Regions from separate parts of the Homo sapiens genome. Here all the other regions are linked to region 1. A link is a loop called in an ENCODE intact Hi-C map of the cell type or tissue named here. Cell type or tissue: chondrocyte. All regions are shown on one strand.

What was found. Hi-C counts contacts between places; a loop is a spot of excess contacts. Peaks named below come from ENCODE experiments on the same cell type or tissue, not always from the same donor. Only the 100,000 strongest peaks of a DNase experiment are listed, where the experiment ranks them.
Region 2: it touches region 1 in a loop (5-fold over the local background); 26 of 110 quality-filtered maps call a loop at or near these places.
Region 3: it touches region 1 in a loop (5-fold over the local background); 8 of 110 quality-filtered maps call a loop at or near these places.

What each region holds. Positions count from the first base shown.
Region 1 is chr19:47,708,945-47,716,944 of GRCh38, forward strand. EHD2 (EH domain containing 2) reads left to right here and starts at 4,478. Exons shown (of 6, transcript NM_014601.4): 1 at 4,478-4,594; 2 at 7,614-8,000. The coding sequence starts at 7,669. RefSeq lists a silencer at 4,355-4,454. In chondrocyte, a CTCF peak has its summit at 4,375 (motif pointing right); no DNase peak of the experiment used is centred here.
Region 2 is chr19:47,292,152-47,300,151 of GRCh38, forward strand. No RefSeq gene overlaps it. Among named protein-coding and RNA genes, the nearest start is that of C5AR1, 14 kb to the right of the region's middle. In chondrocyte, a CTCF peak has its summit at 4,143 (motif pointing right); no DNase peak of the experiment used is centred here.
Region 3 is chr19:47,859,057-47,867,056 of GRCh38, forward strand. It overlaps TPRX2 (tetrapeptide repeat homeobox 2), which reads left to right and starts at 179. Exons shown (of 3, transcript NM_001397347.2): 1 at 179-215; 2 at 1,057-1,226; 3 at 1,746-2,665. The coding sequence starts at 191. The coding sequence ends at 2,456. It overlaps LINC01595 (long intergenic non-protein coding RNA 1595), which reads right to left. Exons shown (of 4, transcript XR_936006.3): 2 at 6,215-6,399; 3 at 5,349-5,451; 4 at 4,234-4,970. RefSeq lists enhancers at 4,620-5,121, 5,122-5,621. In chondrocyte, CTCF peaks have their summits at 4,558 (motif pointing left) and 4,779; DNase peaks (open chromatin) are centred at 1,953 and 4,550.

The DNA of each region.
Region 1 (8,000 bases):
TCGGCCTCCCAAAGTGCTGGGATTACAAGTGTGAGCCACTTCGCCCAGCCTAAATGGCTGTTTCTTAACATCCTTGGATCACAAAACTCTCGGAGAGACTCTCCTGAAAGACCCCTCCTGATTACTCACAAGGACTCGTCCACAATTTCCACGGGCTCCGGGACTCAGTTCTGCAAGGCTGACTGCCTGCAGGCGAGCGGAAGAACAGAACAGCAGTGACCAACCTTTACTAAACAGGGAACCGCATGGGTTAGCATATCTGGTCCTCACAGCAGCCCCAGCGTGGGAACTAATAGGCCCAGCTTGCAGGTGAGGAAACTGAGGCCCCAAAGATGTAGTACATGGCAGACTGGGCTGTGAGCCAACCTGCCTCAATGCATTCATTAGAGAGAGCTGGCTGTGGGGCCAGTGAGCGATGAGTGTATACAATCGCTGAAAATATCCACAACTGGGCTGGGTGCGGTGGCTCATGCCTGTAATCCTAGCACTTTGGGAGGCCAAGGCGGGTGAATTGCCTGAGCTCAGGAGTTCAAGACCAGCCTGGGCAACATGGTGAAACCCCGTCTCTACTAAAAAATACAAAAAATTAGCCAGGCTTGTTGGTAGGCACCTGTGGTCCCAGCTACTGGGGAGGCTGAGGCATGAGAATCGCTTTAACCTGGGAGGCAGAGGTTGCAGGGAGCTGAGATCGCACCACTGCACTCCAGCCTGGGAAAGAGTGTGAGACTCTGTTTCCAAAAAAAAAAAAGAAAAAAGAAAAAAAAATCCACAACTGCAAACCGATGAACGCATCAGTGATTCCTCTGGGTGGCGGGGACCCAGGTCCTGCTGATGACGCTGTGCTTTGCTGCTAACATTTGTGGTTGACAGAAACTCTGAATTTTAGTGAAAACTCCAGCTGTCTTTTTCCCCCCACATCTAAGTTCACAGATCCTCCGGAATTTTTTTTTTTTTTTTTTTTTTTGAGACGGAGTCTCACTCTGTCGCCCAGGCTGGAGTGCAGTGGTGCGATCTCGGCTCACTGCAAGCTCCGCCTGCCGGGTTCACGCCATTCTCCTGCCTCAGCCCCCAGAGTAGCTGGGACTATAGGCGCCCACCACCACGCCCGGCTAATTTTTTTGTATTTTTAGTAGAGACAGGGTTTCACCGTGTTAGCCAGGATGGTCTCAATCTCCTGATCTTGTGATCCGCCCGCCTCGGCCTCCCAAAGTGCTGAGATTACGGGTGTGAGCCACCGCGCCCAGCCGATCCTCCAGAATGTTTTGCAACAGGTTGAGAAGCCCTGGGGTAGAAGTGAAACAAGACTCTCCCATCAGACAACTCTGGCTCAACTCCGAGTTCTTCCACACCTTGGCAGGCCAAACTCTACTTTCTTTTTTTTTGAGACAGGGTCTTCTTCTTTCACCCAGGCTGGAATGCAGTGGCGCGATCACAGCTCACTGCAGCCTCGGCCTCCTAGGCTCCAGTAATCCTCCCACCTCAGCCTCCCGAGTAGCTGGGACCACAGGTGTGCACCACCACACTCGGCTAATTTTTAGATTTTTTTTATCTTGCAGAGATGGGGTCTCACTATGTTGCCCAGGCTGGTCTTGAACTCCTAGCCTCAAGCAATCCCCTGCCCCAGCCTCCCAAAGTGCTGGGATTACAGGCATGAGCCACTGCACCCAGCTCTGAGACTTTACTTCCTTGTATTTCAACTTTCCCATCTGAGACATAGCAATAATAATAATAATAACAATAATAACAGGACTTGCCCTCCTGGGGGAAGGGAGATGATTTAGGTGATGCTTTTGGAACAGGGCCTGTCTCCTAGCAGTAACAACATTAACGTAAGTTATCATTAAGCTCCAGACCTTTTATATATTATATATATAATAGTAATATTATAGTAACATGTTATTGGCTGGGCCTGCTGGTGCATGCCTGTAATCCCAGCTACTCGAGAGGCTGAGGCACGAGAATCGCTTGAGCCCGGGAGGCAGAGGTTGCAGTGAGCCAAGATCGCGCCACTGCACTCCAGCCTGGGTGACAGAGCAAGAGTCTACCTCCAAAAAAAATAGAAAAAATAAATAAAATGTTATAATTATAATAATATAATATATAATATCAGTTTTATTGAGATATAATTCAGAAGCCATGCAATTCACCCATTTAAAGCATACAATTCAGTTGGGCATGGTGGCTCATGCCTATAATCCCAGCACTTTGGGAAGCTGAGGTGGGTAAATCACTTGACGTCAGAAGTTCGAGACCAGCCAGGCCAACATGGTGAAACCCCTTGTCTGCTAAAAACACAAAATTAGGCCGGGCGCAGTGGCTCATGCCTATAATCCCAGCACTTTGGGAGGCCGAGGCGGGCAGATCACGAGGTCAGGAGATCGAGACCATCTTGGCTAACATGGTGAAACCCTGTCTGTACTAAAAATACAAAAAATTAGCCGGGAATGGTGGTGGGCGCCGTAATCCCAGCTACTCGGGAGGCTGGGGCAGGAGAATGGCGTGAACCCGGGAGGCGGAGCTTGCAGTGAGCCGAGATCGTGCCACTGCACTCCAGCCTGTGCGACAGAGCGAGACTCTGACTCAAAAAAACAAAACAAAACAAAATTAGCCAAGTGTGGTGGCATGCACCTGTAATCCCAGCTACTGGGGAGATTGAGGGAGGAGAATAGTTTGAACCCAGGAGGCGGAGGTTGCAGTGAGCTGAGATCGTGCCACTGCACTCCAGCCTGGGCGATAGAGTAAGACTGTCTCAAAAACAAAAACAAAAACCAAAACCCCAAAACTCCTGTTTCTTGGAGATATGATGAGGGTTCGATGAGCTAATACATGCATGCAAAGAGCTCAGAGCGGTGCCTGCACATAGGAATGGCTCAGTCAACATTAGGGATTGTTTCTACAAATGTTTACTGAGCCCCTGCAGGGAGTTGGGCATTGTGCAAAGCCCTCACGGGGCTCATGTTCTCAGGGCAAAGACAGTCCCTTAGGCAGAGAAATGTGGAATATGCAGAGTGGTTGGGAGGGCTGTGGAGAAAAATAGGGCAGTGATAAGAGGTAGAGAGTGGGTTCTACCTTAGCCAGGGTGATCCTGGAGGACTTCTCTGAGGAGGTGACATTTGAGCAGGGACCTGAAGGAGGGGAGAGAGTGAGGCATTCAGATCCCTATGGGGAAAGTACTCCATGGAGAGGAGTCAGCAAGTGCAAAGGCCATGAACTTGGAGGGTTGGGGGTGTGTCTGAGGAATGGTGAGGAGGCCACGGCGGTTGGAGCCGCCTGAGGAAGGGGGACAGGGGAGATGTAGGTGGATCATGCTAGGCTTTGTGGGCCTTGGTGTGGACTTCGGCTTTTACTCTGAGAGAGAGGAGAGCCAGGGAGGGTTGTCAGCTGAGAAGTTTCATCAACTCCCTTAAGTTTTAATATTAATATTATATTTACTTATTTATTTGCGATGGATTCTCACTCTGTCACCCAGGCTGGAGTGCAGTGGCGTGATCTTGGCTCACTGCAACCTCTGCCTCCTGGGTTCCAGTGATTCTGGAACTTGGGAGCCTCAGCCTCCCAAGTAGCTAGGACTACAGGTGCGTGCCTGCATCCAGCTAATTTTTGTTTATTTATTTATTTTTGAGATGGAGTCTTGCTCTGTCCCCAGGCTGGAGTGCAGTGGCGCAATCACTGCAAGCTCCACCTCCCCTGTGTTTAAGTGATTCTCCTGCCTCAGCTTCCCAAATAGCTGGGACTACAGGCGCCCGCCACCACGCCCAGCTAATTTTTTTGTATTTTTAGTAGAGATGGGTTTGCACCATGTTGGCCAGGCTGGTCTTGAACTCCTGACCTCAAGTGATCCACCCGCCTCGGCCTCCCAAAGTGCTGGGATTACAGGCGTGAGCCACCGCGCCCCGTCCTATTATTTTTTTTAGAGGTGAGGTCTCGCTCTGTCACCCAGGCTGGAGTGCAGTGGCACAATCATAGCTCACTGCAGCCTTGACCTCCTGGGTTCAAGCTATCCTCCCACCTCAGCTTTCCAAGTTGCTGGGATCACAGGTGTGCACCCCTGTGCCTGGCTAAATTATTTTATTATTTATTATTATTTTTAATAGACATGGGGTCTCGCTATATTGTCCAGGCTGGTCTTGGACTCCTGGCCTCAAGCAATCTTCCCACCCTGGCCTTCCAAAGTGTTAGGGTTACAGGCGTGAGCCAGGGCGCCCGACCTGTTATTGTTACTATTATTGCTGCTGCTGTTGTGATTCCCGTGTTAAGAAGAGAGACAGACTGGGGAGCAGCCCAACGCTGGAGGTGGAGGCGGAATTCGAACCCCAGGCTGGACGCTGGAGCTCTCGCCCGCCGTGCTAAGGCGTCTTCCCCACTCCCCACAAGGGGGCGCCAGAGGCCGGGCGCCCGGTTTTGAGGGGGGCGCCTCGTCCCGCCCCTCCCTCCTGTCCTCCCTCCCGTCCTCCCCGCTCCGGGCCCCACCCGGCTCAGACGGCTCCGGACGGGACCGCGAGCACAGGCCGCTCCGCGGGCGCTTCGGATCCTCGCGGGACCCCACCCTCTCCCAGCCTGCCCAGCCCGCTGCAGCCGCCAGCGCGCCCCGTCGGTGAGTGCTCCCAGCACCGCAGCTGTCGCCTCCCGACCCCCGCCCAAGCCTGCCCTGGTTCCTCATGCCTGACCCCTGCTCCCTGCCACCCTGTCCCCAGTCTGTAACGGTCTCCCCAGGTGTCCCCCAGTCTTCACCAGTCCCCCCAGTCTGTAACCATGTCCCCCACTCTTCCCACTCCTCCCACTCTTCCTCCCACTCTTCCTCCAGTCTTTCGCAGCCTCTCACACTCCCCCAGTCTCCTCCATCCTCCCCCAACACCCCTCCCTATCCCCTGGGCTAGAAGAGATCCTCTCTGCAGGGTCTCCCTCCACGCCCTCATCCATATCAGCTAACTTGGTCCCTCCAGCCACTCAAGAGCCCCTCTCCTGCCTCACCAGCTCCATCGGCCACCGCTGATAGCATTCTCCCCAGCTCTCTCTCAGGGCCCTCCCTGCCTGGGACACCGCCCAGAGCCCTCTCCCTCTGCCCACATCCCAGATCCTGCCTCTCTTTTCCATTCTTGCCACTCCTTTACGAACTCCTTTTGCTTTTATCTCCCCTACTCCCTGGCCACCCCTTTTAAGTCTCATGATTTTATGGATTTTAGCATATTTGATTTGCAGTTATTTTGATGCTCAAATTGCCCCATGTTTGGCCACTGGGCACCCCTGCAAGCTGGGTCCTCTGTCCCTGTAACATGCCCTATCGGCCTTTGAGCACTTCCTCACCTTCTGACCCAGGCTCACTTGTTCTTCCCTGCCCCCGCCCTGGAATCCACCATTTCTCTAAGGAGTCCCAGGTTCTTTTAGTGGGGAATGGTATTTAGAGACTCCCATCTCACCAAAAGTTGATTCTTTGAAAAGATCAGTAAAATCATAAGCATCAACGGGGAGCAATCGTTTTTGTTTTTCTTTTTTAAAAAAAGCAAATACCCACACCTGTGGCTGATATCGGGAATGAAAGAGGGGACATCACTACAGATCCTACGGTGAATAAAAGGCTAGTAAGGGAAGATAGAGAACACAGTCTGGGTGCTGGAGGTGCTCATTGCTCCTGGGTTGGTCATGGCTAACCTCCCTAACTCAGATCTTTAGACCTATAATAGGATTGCAACCTCTGAGGTCAGGCTGCCTGTGTTTGAGTCCCAGCTTGAGCATTTTCCAGCTAAGTGATCTTGGGTAATTTATTGCTGTCTTCCTGAGCCTCCTTTGCCTTGTTAAAAAAGCAGAGATGAGCCGGCATGGTGGCACACACCTGTAATCCCAACAATTTGGGAGGCTGAGGTGGGTGGATCACCTGAGCTCAGGAGTTCGAGACCACCCAGGGCAACATGGTGAAACCCATCTCTACTAAAAATACAAAAAAAAATTAACTGGGTGTGGTGGTGCATGCCTCTAGTCCCAACTACTTGGGAGGCTGAGGCAGGAGAATCCCTTGAGCCCCAGAGGTGAAGGCTGCAGTGAGCTGAGATTGTATCACTGCACTCCAGCTTGGGCTACAGAGTGAGACTCCATCTCCAAATAAATAAATAAATAAATAAATAAATAAATAAATAAATAAAAAGAAAGAAAAGCAAAGCAAAGCAGGGATGATAATAGACCTACTTTACAGGGTTATAAATGTTAAGTGAGTTAGTACAGTACCTGGCATGCAGTGATCATAAATGTTGCATTATTTTTCTTGTTAACACCCAACAGCCCTCATGACCTGGGTGCACCCAGGCAACCTTCTCAGCTCCATTTCTCACCCCTCCTCTTTGTGCCCCTGTGTCTGGCCACCTACCCAGATGTTTCATGGCTCCCAGTACACCAGGACCTTTCACATCCCCAGACCTTTGCACGCACCGTCCTCTCTGCCTAAATCCCCTTGTCTTGCCTGCTCTTCATGGAGCAGCTCAAAAGTCAACCCTGCCCTGAGTCTTACTGGTGCTGTGGTCTGTTTCTCATGCCCTCCTCTGGATGTCTGGCATGTGTCTGGGTCCTTACTGGGGGCCCTGGGTGGGTAGGGGATGATCTCTGGCTCATTTCTGGGTCCACAGTGCCTGAAGCATGGAGTGAGTGATTTCAGTGAAAAGGTGTCAAATGATGGAAGGGAGAAGGGAGGAAGAAATGAATGAAGCGATTAAGGAATCCGTTTCTTCCAGGCAGCTTCTGCATCCTTCGCCTTGTCCATCTCTTGGTCTTCCACTACCACCATCAATCCCCCTTCTTCAACCATGTCACCATTAATCTTTCTCCTCCTTCAGCTGGTTCGCTACGATCTCCCTATTTTTTTTGAAATGGAGTGTCGCTCTGTCAAGTGCAGTGGCGGGATCTCGGCTCACTGCAACCTCTGCCTCCTGGGTTCAAGTGATTCTCCTGTCTCAGCCTCCCAAGTAGCTGGGACTACAGGTGGCCACCACCAGGCCTGGCTAATTTTTTGTATGTTTAGTAGAGACAGGATTGCACCATATTGGTCAGGCTGGTCTCAAACTCCTGACCTCAGGTGGTCCACCTGCCTCAGCCTCCCGAAGTGCTGGGATTACAGGCATGAGCCACTGTGCCTGGCCTTTTTTTTTTTTTTTTTTTTTGAGATGGGGTCTTACTCTGTAGCCCAGGCTGGAGTGCAGCGGCATGATCATAGCTCACTGCAGCCTGCAGCCTTGAACTCCTGAGCTCAAGCAATCCTCCTGCCTCAGCCTCCCAAAGTGCTAGGACTACAGGCATGCACCACCATGCCCAGCTAATTATTTTTTTTGTAGAGATGGGGGTCTCACTATTTTACCCAGGCTGGTCTTCAACTACTGACCTCAAGCAATCCTCCTACCTCAGCCTCCCAAAATACTAGGATTACAGGTGTGAGCCATCGCGCCTGGCCCAATTCCATTCTTCCTCCTGCCACCTGCCATCCATGCTCTGTGACCACATATTTGTGACCACAAATATCTGTGCTCCTCCTCCTCCTCCACCCATCCTGTCACCCAGACAGTCTACACTCAGACCCCTTTCTTCCTCCTTGGCTGGGCCGCCTATGCTCATGCCCTCTCCCCCTCCCACAGGCAGCTCTCCATCTGCACGTCTCTCCGTGAACCCCGTGAGCGGTGTGCAGCCACCATGTTCAGCTGGCTGAAGCGGGGCGGGGCACGGGGCCAGCAGCCCGAGGCCATCCGCACGGTGACCTCGGCCCTCAAGGAGCTGTACCGCACGAAGCTGCTGCCGCTGGAGGAGCACTACCGCTTTGGGGCCTTCCACTCGCCGGCCCTGGAGGACGCAGACTTCGACGGCAAGCCCATGGTGCTGGTGGCCGGCCAGTACAGCACGGGCAAGACCAGCTTCATCCAGTACCTGCTGGAGCAGGAGGTGCCCGGCTCCCGCGTGGGGCCTGAGCCCACCACCGACTGCTTTGTGGCCGTCATGCACGGGGACACTGAGGGCACCGTGCCCGG
Region 2 (8,000 bases), 420 kb before region 1:
AGGCGCCCACTACCACGCCCAGGTAATTTTTTGTATTTTTAGTAGAGACAAGGTTTCACCATGTTAGCCAGGATGATCTCCATCTCCTAACCTCGTGATCCGCCTGTCTCGGCCTCCCAAAGTGTTGGGATTACAGGCGTGAGCCACCGCGCCAGGCTGAAGTGCAGTGGTGTGAACATAGCTCACTGCAGCCTCGATCTCCTGGACTCAAGCAATCCTCCCACCTCAGCCTCCCCAGTAGTTGGTACTACAGGTGTGCACCACCACATCCAGCTAATTTTTTGATTTTTTTATAGAGATGGGCTTTCGCTGTGTTGCCCAGGCTAATTTTGAGCTCCTGGGCTCAAGCGATCTTCCCGTGTCAGCCTCCTAAAGTGCTGGGATTACAGGCCTGAACCACCAAGCCTGGCCTCATTTATTCATTTTTAAAGCCCTGTCTATTCTGCCCTCTGATACACCATCCAACACATAATTATTTCAATAATTGAGTTTTTCATATCCCTCATCTCCCGTTAGCTTCTGCTTCATAACCTCCTCTTCTCGCTTCGACTTGCCATTATCCTCCGTCATTTCTCTGAGGATGTTTGTTATGTGTAGTTTACATGCCTTATTAGCTCTACTTCATTGGGAATAGTTTCTTCCAAGCCCAACTGAGATATTTGGGCCTCCTGGGTATGCTGGCAATTATATGCCTCAGAAAAGGTAACAATTCACTGCTTCTTAAGACTATGGTAGTTTATGGCCAGGCGCAGCAGCTCACGCCTGTAATCCCAACACTTAGGAAGGCCAAGGCGGGCAGATTGCTTGAGCCCAGGAGTTCAAGACCAGACTGGGCAGCATGGTGAAATCTAGTCTCTACCAATAACAACCAAACACGCAAAAAATCCAAAAAACAAAACTGATAATTTTGAGGGTTTTTTTTTTTTGAGCATTGATTTAGAGGTGAAGTAGAGAAACCAATTTGTTTTCTTTTTTCTTTTTTTTTTTTGAGACACGGTCTAGCTGTGTCACTCAGGCTGGAGTGCAGTGGTGCAGTCTCGGCTCACTGCAACCTCTGGCTCCTGGGTTCAGGCAATTCTCCTGTCTCAGTCTCCTGAGTAGCTGGGACTACAGGCTCGTGCCACCACGCCTGGCTAATTTTTGTATTTTTAGTAGAGACGGGGTTTCACCGTGTTGCCCAGGGTGGTCTCGAACTGCTGTCCTCAAGTGATCTGCCTGCCTTGGTCTCCCAAAGTGCTGGGATTACAGGCATGAGCCACCGGGCCTAGCCCTCTCCTCTCGGTTTTCTCTGGCACCATGGAACCTACTTGGACCCCAGGTGCACCCCAAAAGTGTGGGGATGTGTAATGTCTTCCTTTGTAACGCCCCTGGGAAGCTCTTCCCTAAAGGCCAGGCGAGTTTGCTGCATCAATGCCCCAGCCACTTCCTCCTTCATTTTTATTTTATTTATTTTTAAATTGCCTTTATAATAATGGCAAAAGCTGGCTGGATGCAGTGGCTCACGCCTATAATCCCAGCACTTTGGGAGGCCGAGGCAGGTGGATCACCTGAGGTCAGGAGTTTGAGACCAGCCTGGCCAACATGGTGAAACCCCATCTCTACTAAAAACACAAAAAATTAGCCAGGTGTGGTGGCTCAGGGCTGAATCCCAGCCACTCAGGAGGCTGAGGCAGGAGAATCGCTTGAACCTGGGAGGCGGAAGTTGCAGTGAGCTGAGATTGTGCCACTGCACTCCAGCCTGGGCAACAAGAGCGAAACTTCATCTCAAGAAAAAAATGCAAAAGCTTTTCATTTTGATGAAGTCCAATTGGCCAGCCTACATTTAAAAAAAAATTTGAATTTTCATTTTTTTTATTTTTTAGAGACATGGTCTCACTCTAACCCAGGCTGGAGTGCAGTGGTGTGATCATAGCTCACTGTAGCCTCCATCTCCTGAGCTCAAGAGATCTTCCTCTTTTTTTTTTTTTTTTTTTTTTTGAGACAGAGTCTTGCTCTGTCACCAGGCCAGAGTGCAGTGGCATGATCTTGGCTCGTGGCCCACTGCAACCTCTGCCTCCCTGGTTCAAGCGATTTTCTTGCCTTAGCCTCTCGAGTAGCTGGGACTACAGGCGTGCACCACCATGCCCAGCTCTTTTTTTCATTTTTAGTAGAGACGGGGTTTCACCATGTTGGCCAGGACGGGGTTTCACCATGTTGGCCAGGATGGTATCGATTTCCTGACCTCGTGATCCTCCTACCTTGGCCTCCCAAAGTGTTGGGATTACAGGTGTGAGCCACCGCCCTGGCCTCTGTTTTTTTGAGACAGAGTCTTGTTCTGTCACCCAGACTGGAGTGCGGTGGTGAGATCTCGGCTCTGCAGCCTCTGTCTCCCAGGTTCAAGCAATCCTCCTGCCTCAGCCTTGTGAGTAGCTGGGATTACAGGTGTGTGCCACCAGGCTCGGCTGATTTCTTTGTATTAGTAGTAGAGACAGGGTTTCACGGTGTTGGCCAGGCTGGTCTTGAACTCCTGACCTCAAGGGATCTACCTGCCTCGGCCTCCCAAAGTGCTGGGATTACAGGTGTGAGCCACCGTGCCCGGCTCATGATCCTCCTTCCTCAGCCTCCCGAATAGCTGGAACTACAGGCACAAGCCCCATGTCTGGCTAATGAAAAACAAATTTTTTTTGAGAGATGGGATCTCACTATGTTGCCCAGACTGATCATGAACTCCTGGCCTCAGGCATTCCTCCTATCTTGGCCTCCCAAAGTGCTGGGATCACAGGCTTGAGCCACCACGCCGGCCCACTCCTCATCCTTCAGTGGGAAGATTCGGAGGTATTTTCTGCTTGGTTTCTCAGAGCATCCCCAGCCGTATTGAGCCCCGGTTTCCCCCAGCTGTGACGCACTGATCAGCACGCGCTTATTGGCTTTTCTCTCATTTCTTTCTTATTTTTTTTTTTTTGAGATGGAGTCTTACTCTGTCGCCCAGGCTGGAGTGCAGTGGTGTGTTCTTGGGTCAGTGCAACTTCCGCCTCCCGGGTTTAAGAGATTCTCCTGCCTCAGCCTCCCAAGTAGCTGGGATTACAGGCGCCCGCCAGCATACTTGGCTAATTGTTGTATTTTTAGTAGAGACAGGGTTTCACCATGTTGGTCAGGCTGGTCTCGAGCTCCTGGCCTCAGGTGATCTGCCTGCCTTGGCCTCCCAAAGTGCTGGGATTACAGGTGTGAGCCACTGCGCCTGGCCTTGTTTCTGACTTGGTTCTCTAACTCACTCCTGCTTCCTGGGATCACCTCCCAAATAAACTGCCATCACCCAAGTCATTGTCTCAGAATCTGCGTTTGGGGAACCCAAGCAAATCTGCCACTCTTCTGTAGATGTTGATGTAGTTTCATATGTATTTCTTTGCCCACAAGACCTTGTTACCTTCTTGGAGGGCTTATTAAAATGGAGAAAATTGCCAGGTGCAATGGCTCATGACTGTAATCCTAGCACTTTGGGAGGCTCAGACAGGCGGATCACTTGCGGTCAGGAATTCTAGACCACCCTGGGCAACATGGCAAAACCCTGTCTCTACTAAAAATACAAAAATTAGCCAGGCATGGTGGCACACGCCTGTAAACCCAGCTACTCGGGAGGCTGAGGCAGGAGAGTCGTTTGAATCCGGGAGGTGGAGGCTGCAGTGAGCCGAGATTGCACCACTGCACTCCAGCCTGGGTGACAGAGCAAGACTCTGTCTAGAAAAAAAAAAAAAGAATACAAATTGCTTATTTCCAAGAAAACATCTCTGCCGTGCTTTCAGATTTTCAGCTGATTACAAATCACGCACCCATGATCAAATCCAACAAGAGATAGACCCCCTGCCATAAAGGAAGAAGGCTGGCTGGGTGTAGTGGCTTATGACTGCAATCCCAGTGCTTTGGGAGGCTGAGGCAGGAGGATCTCCGAGGCCAGCAGTTCAAGACCAGCTTGAGCAATATAGCGAGACACCCCCTCATCTCTCCAATAATAATAAAAAAAATCAGCCAGGCATGGTGGCGCGTGCCTGTAGTCCAATCTACTCGGGAGGCTGAAGTGGGAAGATTGCTCCAGGAGTTCGAGTCTGCAGTTGGCTGAGATCTCGCCACTGCACTCCAGCCAGGGCGGTAGAGCCAAACCTTGTCTCAATAAAATCTCCACAAGGGGGCGCCATCTACATGATGATAGCAGGAAGGGAACCGGCCAGTGTCTCCTGGTGACGTACTCATTCAGCGCTTCTTATACCTTAAAGGTGACCAGGAATCACCTGGGGGTCTTGTTAAAATGCAGGTTCTAATTCAGCAGGGCTGGAGCAGGACCACAGCTCTTGCATTTCCCTCCCTCCTTCCTTCCTTCCTCCCTCCCTCCCTCCCTTCCTCCCTCCCTCCCTCCCTTCCTTCTCTTTCTTCTTTCTTTCCTTCTCTCTCTCTCTCTCTTTTTTTTTTTTTGACAGAGTCTCGCTCTGTCACCCAAGCTGGAGTGCAGTGGTGTGATCTCGGCTCACTGCAGCCTTCACCTCCTGGGTTCAAGCAGTTCTCCTGCCTCAGCCTTCCGAGTAGATGGTGTCAGGCCTCTGAGCCCAAGCTAAGCCATCATATCCCCTGTGATCTGCACGTATACATCCAGATGGCCTGAAGTAACTGAATAATCACAAAAGGAGTGAAAATGGCCTGTTCCTGCCTTAACTGATGACATTCCACCACAAAAGAAGTGAAAATGGCCAGTCCCTGCCTTAACTGATGACATTACCTCGTGAAATTCCTTCTCCTGGCTCATCCTGGCTCAAAAGCTCCACCACTGAGCACCTTGTGACCCCCCACCCCTGCCAGCCAGAGAACAACCCCCTCTGACTGTAATTTTCCTTTACCTACCCAAATCCTATAAAACAGCTCCACCCCATCTCCCTTCGCTGACTCCCTTTTTGGACTCAGCCCTCCTGCACCCAGGTGATTAAAAGCTTTATTGCTCACACAAAGCCTGTTTGGTGGTGTCTTCACACGGACGCGAGTGAAAGATGGGATCACAGGCCCCCACCACCACGCCCAGGTAATTTTTTGTATTTTTAGTAGAGACAGGGTTTCACTATGTTGGTCAGGCTGGTCTCGAACTCCTGGCCTCAGGCAGTCTACCTGCCTTGGCCTCCCAAAGTGCTGGATTACAGGCGTGAGCCACTGCGCCCCGCCAAGATCTTGCATTTCTAACATGTCCAGGAAGCTTGATGATGCGGATCGAGAAAACACACTTTGGTAGCGAGGGGGCTATGGCCTTAAAGTTGGGTAACTGAAGGGGACTCCCCACCTGGACCCGTTTGCCCTGTTCCTCAAGCCAGCTCAGGTTAGCATCTTCATTATTTTATTATTTGTATTTTTTTTGAGACAGAGTCTTGTTTTGTCACTCAGGCTGCAGTACAGTGGTGCAATCTCTGCTCACTGCAGCCTCCACCTCCCGGGTTGAAGTGATTCTCCTGCCTCAGCTTCCTAAATAGCTGGGATTACAGGCACCCGCCACCACTCCCAGCTAATTTTTGTATTTTTAGTAAAGATGGAGTTTAGCCATGTTGGCCAGGCTGGTCTTGAACTCCTGACCTCAAGTGATCTCCCCACCTCAGCCTCCCAAAGTGTTGAGATTACAAGCATGTGCCACCATGCCCATCTAATTTTTTTTTTTTTTTTTTTTTTTTTTTTTTTTTTGAGACGGAGTCTTGCTCTGTTGCCCAGGCTAGAGTGCAGAGGTGCGATCTTAGCTCACTGCAAGTTCTGCCTCCCAGGTTCATGCCATTCTCCTGCCTCAGCCTCCCGAGTAGCTGGGACTACAGGCACCCGCCACCATGCCCGGCTAATTTTTTTGTATTTTTAGTAGAGATGGGGTTTCACCATATGAGCCGGGATGGTCTCGATCTCCTGACCTCGTGATCTGCCCGCCTCAGCCTCCCAAAGTGCTGGGATTAAGGTGTGAGCCACTGTGCCCGGCCAATTTTTGTATTTTTAATCAAGACAGGGTTTCGCCATGTTGGCCAGGCTGGTCTCAAACTCAAGGCCTCGAGCAATCCTCCTACCTCGGCCTTCAAAGTGCTGAGATTATAGGTGTGAGTCCCTGCATCTGGTTCTAACTGTATTTTTGTACCCATTAACCCATTTTTCTTTATGTCTCCCTCCCACCTTCCCTTCTCAGCCTCAGGTAAGCAACATTCGACTCGAATCACACTCTTAAACACTTACAACTTTAGAATTAGAGAATTCTAGAATTTTCAGTGTAATAATATCAGCTTCCATTCTGTATTTTTTTTTTTTTTTAGTTGTTTTAGAGACACAGTCTTACTCTGTTGCCCAGGCTGGAGTGCAGTGGCACAATCACAGCTCACTGCAGCTGGTCGGATAACTCCTGGGCTCAAGTGATTCTTCCACCTCGGCCTCCTGAGTAGCTGGGACTACAGGTGTGTGCTACTGTGCCTGGCTAATTTAAAACAATTTTTTTTTTGAGACGGAGTCTTGCTCTGTTGCCCAGGTTGGAGTGCAGCGGTGCAATCTCGGCTCACTGCAAGCTCCGCCTCCTGGATTCATGCCATTCTCCTGCCTCAGCCTCCCGAGTAGCTGGGACCACAGGCGCCCACCACCACGCCCGGCTAATTTTTTGTATTTTTAGTAGAGACGGGGTTTCACCGCGTTAGTCAGGATGGTCTCGATCTTCTGACCTCATGATCCGCCCACCTCGGCCTCCCAAAGTGTTGGGATTATAGGCGTGAGCCACCGCGCCTGGCCAAAAACAATTTTTTTCTGTAGAAATGGGGTCATGCTATGTTGGCCTGGCTGGTCTCGAACTCCTGAGCTCAGTGATCCTCCCACCTCAGCCTCCCAAAGTGCTGGGATTACAGGTATGAACCACCACGCCTGGCCTCCATTCTGCATTCTGTGAGCTTGCACGTCTCATCTCCACCTACTTTGTTGGTTATGAAGGCTTAGAAGAGCCCCTGGTCCTGAGCAAGCACTATGATTATTACTATTATTTTAAAATTATTATTATTATTTTTGAGATGGAGTTTCGCTCTGTTCGCCCAGGCTGGAGTGCAATGGCGACATCTCGGCTCATTGCAACCTCTGCCTCCTGGGCTCAAGTGATTCGCCTGCCCCAGCCTCCCCAGTAGCTGGGATTACAGGTGCGTGACACCATGCTTGGCTGATTTGTGTATTTTATTTATTTATTTATTTTGAGACGGAGTCTTGCTCTGTCGCCCAGGCTGGAGTGCAGTGGCATGATCTTGACTCACTGCAACCTCCGCCTCCCAGGTTCAAGCAATTCTCCTGCCTCATCCTCCCGAGTAGCTATGATTATAGGCACATGCCGCCACGCTTGGCTAATTTTTGTATTTTCAGTACAGATGGGGTTTTACCATGTTGGACAGGCTGGTCTCGAACTCCTGACCTCGTGATCTGCCTGCCTTGGCCTCCCAAAGTGCTGGGATTACAGGCGAGTGACATCATGCCTGGCTAAATTGTGTATTTTATTTATTTATTTTTTTTGAGATGGAGTCTTGCTCTGTCACCCAGGCTGGAGTGCAGTGGCATGGTCTCAGCTCACTGCAACCTCTGCCTCCTGGGTTCAAGTGGTTCTCCTACCTCAGCCTCCTGAGTAGCTGGGACTACAGGCGTGTGTGACCACACCCGGCTAATTTCTGTATTTTTAGAAGAGACGGGGTTTCACTATGTTGGCTGCGCTGGTCTCGAACTCCTGATCTCGTGATCCGCCCGCCTCGGCCTCCCAAAGTCCTGGGATTACAGGCATGACCCACCAGGCCCAGCCACCCGGCCCTATTTTTATTATTATTGCTGGTGCTGATGTTTTCTGCCCGCCTTTGAGATGCCCTCAGCTTGGCGCATCCTCCAGCTTCCTCCTGCCTGTATCCCTCCCCCGGTGCTTATTGCGGCCTCTGGGCCTTACTCAGACCCCCCGTGGTGCTAGAGTTTCTGGTAAGTTGGTCAGGCCAGGGTCGGATAACTGCATGGGCACA
Region 3 (8,000 bases), 150 kb after region 1:
GCAGGCAGTACCTGATCAGTGATGAGGGATTAATCCACCATTCAACTCCTCCAGGGGGCGGGACTGCAGGGCAGGGTGGGAAACGGAGGGTCCTGGCAGGGTGGGCCAGGGTGGGCACAGCAGAGAAGTGATTTAAGAGCCAAGCCCTTGTCAGTACACACTTGTGTTTGGGAACAGATCAGGACTCAGGATGCAAGACCCTGGTCATCTCCAAGGTGAGCAGGGACAGAGGTGTGAGGGGCCTGGGCTGATCCTGTGGCTGAGGCTGCAGAGTGCAAATCTGGGCAGCCAGAGAAGGGCTGGGCCTGTGCGGGCGGCTTCCTGTCCTGCAGACGGGGGAGAACTTAGTGGTGTCTGGGAAATGAAAAATCATGCAGCTGGGCGCAGAGTCTCACGCCTGTGATCCCAGCTCTTTGGGAAGCCAAGGTGGGAGGATCACTTGAGCCCGGGACTCTGAAACCAGCCGAGCCAACATAGTGGAGACCCGTCTTTAGCAAAAATACAAAAATTACCCAGGGGTCGTGGTGCACACCTGTGGTCCCAGCTACTCGGGAGACTAAGGCGGGGGGTTCCTTGAGCCCAGGAAGTGGAGGCTGACTTGAGCCGTGATCACATCACTGCACTCCAGCCTGGGTGACAGAGCGAGATCCCCTCCAAGAAAAAGAAAGAAGGAAAGAAATTAAACCATGCAGTTGAGTGGAGCAGAGGACTGGGCAGGTGGCGGCTCCCCTGCAAGTGTCAGGGTCCCTATAACCCTTGGATGGGAGGGGACGGGGCAGCTGGGGAGGGCTGAGCAGGCCTGAGGCAGCCCCGTCTGCTCCGAGGTGAGGCGCCTACGCTGCCTGCCTTCCCAGGAGCTGTTATCGCGCCCATTTCCTAGATGTGGACCCTGAGGCCCAGAGAGGTGCAAGGTCTGGTCTGGATACCAGGCTGCTATCCGCGGTGCCGCCCCAGCCCACACTGCCTGGGCTCCTGGCCTGGCGCAGGGGACGGGGTCCCTAGGGGGGCTGGGGGCTGCCTGGGGGTTTCTGTGACCTGTTTCCCTCCCACCCCCAGGCCCTCCCCTGGCCCTGGACCCTCCAAGGAGACAGCGGCAGGAGCGCACGGTCTACACTGAAAGCCAGCAGAAAGTGCTAGAATTTTACTTTCAGAAGGACCAGTACCCGAACTACGACCAGCGACTGAATCTGGCGGAGATGCTCAGCCTCAGGGAGCAACAGCTGCAGGTCTGACCCCCACCCCCACCCCGCCCGCCCCAGTCACCCCAAGGAGCCTCCCCACCGCTGTCACTCACCGGGGCCTGGCCCGCCCGACCACCTCCCGCCCTGCCACGCAAGGGGTCCCGCCAGTGTAGACCCGGGCTGCATCCTGAGTCCTGTTCCAACTCTATGCTAGCCCAAACTCGCCCACATGATCGGCCCAGGCTGTCCCCCACGGGGTCTCCCGGTGCCCGGACCTCAGGCACCCGTGAGAACCCGCGGTCCCTCCCCTGGAACCCTCCCTGGCCCCCCGGGCACCTGGGCGGCAGACCCGGCTCCTCCCCTCCCACCCCACCCTCCTCCCCCTACTTTCCCCTCCCTCTTCCCTCCCTTCTCCAGGCCTGGGAGCCGGGGGCCCTCATATGGTGGGTGCGGGGTGGGGGTGAACACCGGGAGAGTTTTGAGGCCGGCGCCGCCCCCGAGCGGCTCACCCGGGCCGCGCGAGTCCCTCCTTCACACCTTCTCCCTGTCCCCTCTGCCCCCCAGGTGTGGTTCAAGAATCGCCGCGCCAAACTAGCTCGGGAGCGGCGGCTCCAGCAGCAGCCCCAGCGCGTCCCTGGGCAGAGAGGCCGAGGAGCCCGCGCTGCGCCCCTAGTCCCTGTAGCCGCTGCCTCCTTCCCTGGGGGTCCTGAGTTCCCGCAGGGCAGGGGTTCCTGGATCTCCCCTCAGCCGGGCCCCTGGGGAGTCCTCCCAGCAGCAGAACCGAAGATCTACAGCCTCCCCCGGACCTGGGGTGGCCCTGAGTGTGGAACACAGGAGGGCCTCAAGGCTGTCCCGGCTCCAGGCCCTGGCCCAATCCCAGCCCCTATCCCAGGCCCAGCCCAGATCCCAGGCCCAGTCCCAGGCCCAGCCCCGAATTTAGGCCCAATGTCAGGCCCACTGTCAGTCTCGATCCCCGGTCCAATACCAGCCCCCATCTCTTGCCCAGGCCCAATCCCAGACCCAGTCCTAGGCCGAACCCTGATGCCAGGCCCAGGATCACTCCCAACCCCAGCCCCAGGCGCCTTGTGGCCTCAGAGCCCCTATGCCTCCAACTTGTCGCCAGACACCCAGTTATACCCTGACTTCACCAAGCTGCTCCCGCTCCTAGACCGGTTCGAGGAATCCTCACTCTCCACCACGACGTCTCAGTACAAAGAGGAGGATGGCTTCGTGGACAAAAATCACTCAGTCCCCAGGTCATTACTGGATTTATAGGGGGCCTGTGCCTGCAAAGTTCTTCAGATCCCAGAGGGCCTGGAGTGGCTGATCTACACTGCTGGTGACTTTCTGCAGTGAATGCATCACCCTTTACCCACCCTGCTGCAGGTGGACATTTGCTGTCTTCACTGTGCAGCCATCACAGGTGGCTCTGCTGTGAATGTGCCTGCCTGTCATTTGAATTGAGCCTGAGCGTTTCTCTGCTGAGACTGGAGTCGCTGCTCACTGGGATGTTTGGCATTAGTGGATGCCGCTTGAGAGCTTTGTTAAGGGCTTTTCCCAGCCCTCCTTCTGGTCAATGTCCTCCCCAACACTGAGGCTTGTGAGACTTTTTAATGTTTGTCGATCCAGTGACTTGTGGTTTTGTTGTGGTTGTAATATCCATTTCCCTGATGATTGAGAGATTGAGAAATTCTCATATGGGTATTAGGCATTTTCAAATAGTGACTATTTTTCGTTTTTTTTTTTGAATATTTTCTCATTTTTATTAAATAGTGACTATTCATGGTCTTTTTGGCCCATTTTTTGTAGTTGATTTCTTTACAAATGTTTATAATTTTTTTTTTTTGAGTCAAAGCCTTGCTCTGCCACCCAGGCTATCGTGCAGTGGCACGATCTTGGCTCACTGCGGCCTCTGCTTCCTGGGTTCAAGTGATTCTCTAGAGTCTCAGCCTCCTGAGTAGCTGGGACTACAGGTGCCCACCACCGTGCCTGGCTAATTGTTGTATTTTTAGTAGAGATGGGGTTTCATCATGTTGGCCAGGCTGGTCTTGAACTCCTGACCTCAAAGTGTTCCGCCTGCCTCAGCCTCCCAAAGTGCTGGGATTACAGGTGTGAGCCACTGTACCCGGCCACGATGTTTTAAAATAAAACTCCATTGGGAGTTAATATTCTGCGAGGATCTCCTATTATGTGGTTCGTCTTCTTGCTTTTGTTAAGTAGATCACTGTGCATAGCATTCAAAACATTCATCAGCAGATTCATTCTTCAGTAGAAGAAAAAACTCAATTTAAAAATCAGACTTGATGGACAAAAACTGTTATAAAAGTTTATTTTTTTTTTGAGACAGGGTCTCACTCTGTCATCCATGCTGGAGTGCAGTGGTGCCATCTTGGCTCACTGCAACCTCCGCCTCCCACGTTCAAGTGATTCTCCTACTTCAGCCTCCTGACTTGCTGGAACTACAGGTGTGGGCCACCACACCTGGCTAATTTTTGTATTTTTTGTAGAGACAAGGTTTCTCCATGTTGCCCAGACTTGAGCTTTCAAGTTTCTTCAAGAAAATTGTTGGAATTTTAATTGGAATGACATGAAATTTAGAAGTGTTTTTGGGAGAAATTGAAATTTTTACAAAGTCTAGTCGACCTAGTACTTATTTATATTCATTCAATCGGTGTTTTACAAAGGTTCTTCATGAAATGTTGTTATTGTTATTATTATTATTATTTTTCTGACAGAGTCTCGCTCTGTCGCCCAGGCTGGAGTGCAGTGGTGCAATCTTGGCTCACTGCAACCTCTACCTCCTGGGTTCAAGTGATTATCTTGCCCCGGCCTCCTGAGTAGCTGGGCTTACTGGGATTACAGTAGCACACCACCACGCCCGGCTAATTTTTGTATTTTTAGTAGAGATGGGGTTTCACCATGTTGGCCAGGCTGGTCTTGAACTCCTGACCTCAGGTGATCCACCCCCGTCGGCCTCCCAAAGTGCTGAGATTACAGGCGCGAGCCACCGTGCCTGGCTGAAATGTTATTATTTAATCACAGAGCTCTTGCATGCATCTTTCTGTAGATTTATTTCTTGCACTTCATTTTTATTATTGTCTGATATTTTACATGGTATTTTAAATTTCTTATTTTAAAAAAATGTTTGTCTTGCACATAGAATTCAGTTGATCTGTTTATTTTGTTTCCAGGAACCTAGTTCAATTCTTTTGAATTCTCATAACTTAGCTGGACATTGTAAATTTAAAAATGAATAAAACTTCATGGTTACTTTGTGGACATTGATTGCTGCTAAGCCGACGAGTGCCTCTCCTCAGCACTCCACACCCCTCTCCGCGTCTCGCTTCCTCTGCCGCCCCCTAGTGGCCATCCTGGCCCTGGGTCTCCCCACAGCGGGTTCTCTGACCCTGCCTGTCCTGGTCCCGTTTAGCAAATGCTCTAATCCTCTTAGGCCAGGCCAGCCTCAGCAAAGCAGAGAGAGAATTAGATCAGATGTTGGGGGAAGGGAGGACGGCTGTGCGTGTGTGCGGGGGACAGACTTCCAGGATGTAATGAAAGCTCCTCCTTATCTAGCCGACCCTGGTAGTAAAATACACACAAAAACACCGGAACTTCACACCAGTCAGACTCTGACAGTGTGGGAAGAGTAGGGAGGAATCTAATCCATCTATTGTAGGCGAGGGAGCCCCTGTGGACATTCTGGGGGCATGGGGGAGAGGTGGTCCAGTCTGACTGTAGATTCAGAATCACATCCTGGGCCTAGGGGAGGGACGGTGGTGCTCCAGGGCCCTGCAGGCATATCAATGAATGGAAAATGGATTAGTTTATTAATGAAGATGGAATTTGCATGTGCCCTGATTAGCTGAATAGAAAGTGAATGGATTAAGTAGAACAGAATTCCTCTCTTTTTCATCTCCTCAATTCTTCTTTTTTTTGGATACAGGATTTCACTCTGTCACCCAGGCTGGAGTTCAGTGACGCGATGTCAGCTCACTGCAACCTCTGCCTCCCCGGTTCAAGCGATTCTCCTGCCCCAGCCTCCCGAGGAGCTGGGATTACAGGTGCCCGCCACCACGCCCGGCTAATTTTTATATTTTTAGTAGAGATGGGGTTTCACTATGTTTGCCAGGCTGGTCTGGAACTCCTGACCTCAGGTGATCCACCTACCTCGGCCTCCCAAAGTGCTGGGATTACAAGCATGAGTCACCAGGCCGGGCCACGGATTAGTTTGTTAATGAATGAAGATGGAGTTTGCACATGCCCTGATTAGCTGAACAGAAAGTGAATGGATTAAGTAGAACAGAATTCCTCTCTTTTTAATCTCCTCAATTCTTCTTGTTTTTGGAGACAGGGTCTCGCTCTGTTGCCCAGGCTGGACTGCAGTGATGCAATCTCGGCTCACTGCAACCTCCACCTCCCAGGTTCAGGCTATTTTCCTGCCTTACCCTCCCTAGTAGCTGGGATTATAGGGGCTAGCCACCACGCCCAGCTAATTTTTGTATTTTTAGTAGAGATGGGGTTTTACCATGTTGGCCAGGCTGGTCTTGAACTCCTGACCTCAGATGATCCACCCACCTCAGCCTCCCAAAGTGTTGGGATTACAGGCATGAGCCACTGCTCCTGGCCTCAATTCTTTTTTTTTTTTTTTTTTTTGGAGACAGGGTTTTGCTCTGTCACCCAGGCTGGAGTGCAGTGGTGTGATCTCGGTTCACTGCAACCTCCGCCTCCCAGTTTCAAGCAATTCTCCCACCTCAGCCTCCTGAGTAGCTGGGACTACAGGTGCATGCCACTGTGCCTGGCTATTTTTTTTTTTTTTTTTTTGATAAAGACAGGGTTTCTCCATGTTGCTGAAGCTGGTCTCGAACTCCTGAGCTCAGGCAATCCTCCAGCCCATGTCTCCCAAAGTGCTGGGACCACAGGCAGGAGCCACTGCCCCCGGCTATATCTTCTCCATTCAATTTCCCTCCTTTTTCACCCAAGCAAGCAGCCCCCTTCACTCCCTTTGGAAACCGAAAATTCCAAGGGAATTTTACCATCTCCTAGGAAGCTCTCCCGCCTCTCCTCATCATCCCAGGCTGTGTTCTGGGCATCCCCAAGGGAAGCATCTGGACTTCTCACTGGACCAAGGAAGAGGGGACGAGGTGACGTTCAGAAGGCGGGCCTTCGAAATTCCCCATGTCTGTCTTGGCAAGAGCAAGAATTTCTCTTGTTTTCCTGCCTGTAGCCAAAAAGCATAACAAGAAAGGATTCAGGGTACGTATGAGAACAGTTCATTGTACCTTCGACAAATGGGTCAAGTTCAAGCTAATACTGCCCTGCATGCTCCGGGATGGAGATGGAGGCAGTGCAGGTAGAAATGTCATTGTCTTGTAAGGATCAGAGAGAGGGGGAAAAGGGCCAATTTTTTTTTTTTTTGTAGAGGGAGTCTCACTCTGTCTCCCAGGCTGGAGTGCAGTGGCTCGATCTTGGCTCACTGCAACCTCTGCCTCCCGGATTCAAGCGATTCCCCTGCATCAGCCTCCTGAGTAGCTGGGACTACAGGCGCCTGCCACCACCAAACCCAGCTAATTTTTTTATTTTTATTTTTATTTTTTGAGATGGAGTCTCGCTCTGTCACCCAGGCTGGAGTGAAGTGGCGTAATCTCGGCTCACTGCAACCTCCACCTCCCGGGTTCACGCCATTCTCCTGTCTCAGCCTCCCTAGTAGCTGGGACTACAGGCGCCCGCCACCACGCCCGCTAATTTTTTGTATTTTTAGTAGAGACGGGGTTTCACCGTGTTAGCCAGGATGGTCACGATCTCCTGACCTTGTGATCCACCCGCCTCAGCCTCCCAAAGTGCTGGGATTACAGGCATAAGCCACCAAGCCTGGCATTTTTGTATATTTTGTAGAGACAGGGTTTCACCATGTTTTCCAGGCTGGTTTTGAACTCCTGATCTCATGTGATCCTCCTGCCTCAGCCTCTCAAAGTGCTGGGATTACAAAGTGTGTGAGCCACTGTGCCAGGCCAGAACCTCTTGCTTTAACACCCTGCTTCATCCTAGGTCTCTGGATCTAGTTTCTGATTTTCTTTTTTTTTTTTCGAGATGGAGTTTTGCTCTTTTTGCCCAGGCTGGAGTGCAATGGCACGGTCTAGGCTCACTGCAGCCTCCACCTCCTGGGTTGAAGTGATTCTCCTGCCTCAGCCTCCCGAGTAGCTTGGATTACAGGCGCCTGCCACCACGCCCAGCTCATTTTTTTTTTTTGTAATTTTAGTAGAGCAGGGTTTCACCATGTTGGCCAGACTGGTCTCGAACTCCTGACCTCACCTGACCTCAGGTGATTTGCCCGCCTCGGCCTCCCAAAGTAGTGGGATTACAGGCGTGAGCCACCGCACCTGGCCTGATTTTTTTCTTTTTTTCTTTTTTTGAGATGGGGTCTCACTCTGTCACCCAGGCTGGTGTACAGTGGTGTGATCATAGCTCACTGCAACCCTGAACTCTTAGGCTCAAGCAGTCTTCTCATCCCAGCCTCCCTAGTGGCTGTGCCTACAGCCATGTGCCACCAAGCCAGGCTAATTTTTAATTTTTTTCCTGTAGAGATGGGGTCTTGCTATGTTGCCTGGGTTGGTCTCGAACTCCTGGGCTCAAGCTATCCTCCCATCTAGCTTCCTAAAGCATTGGGATTACAGGTTTGAGCCACAGCACCTGGCCTGCCCCATCTCTTAAAAAAAAAAAAAAATAGTGAGGTTGGTGGGGTGGGGCACCAGTATGTTTTAAAGCTCTGAGGCAATTCCAGTGTGCAAAGCTTGAGTACTGCTGTTCTCAGTCAAATCCCTG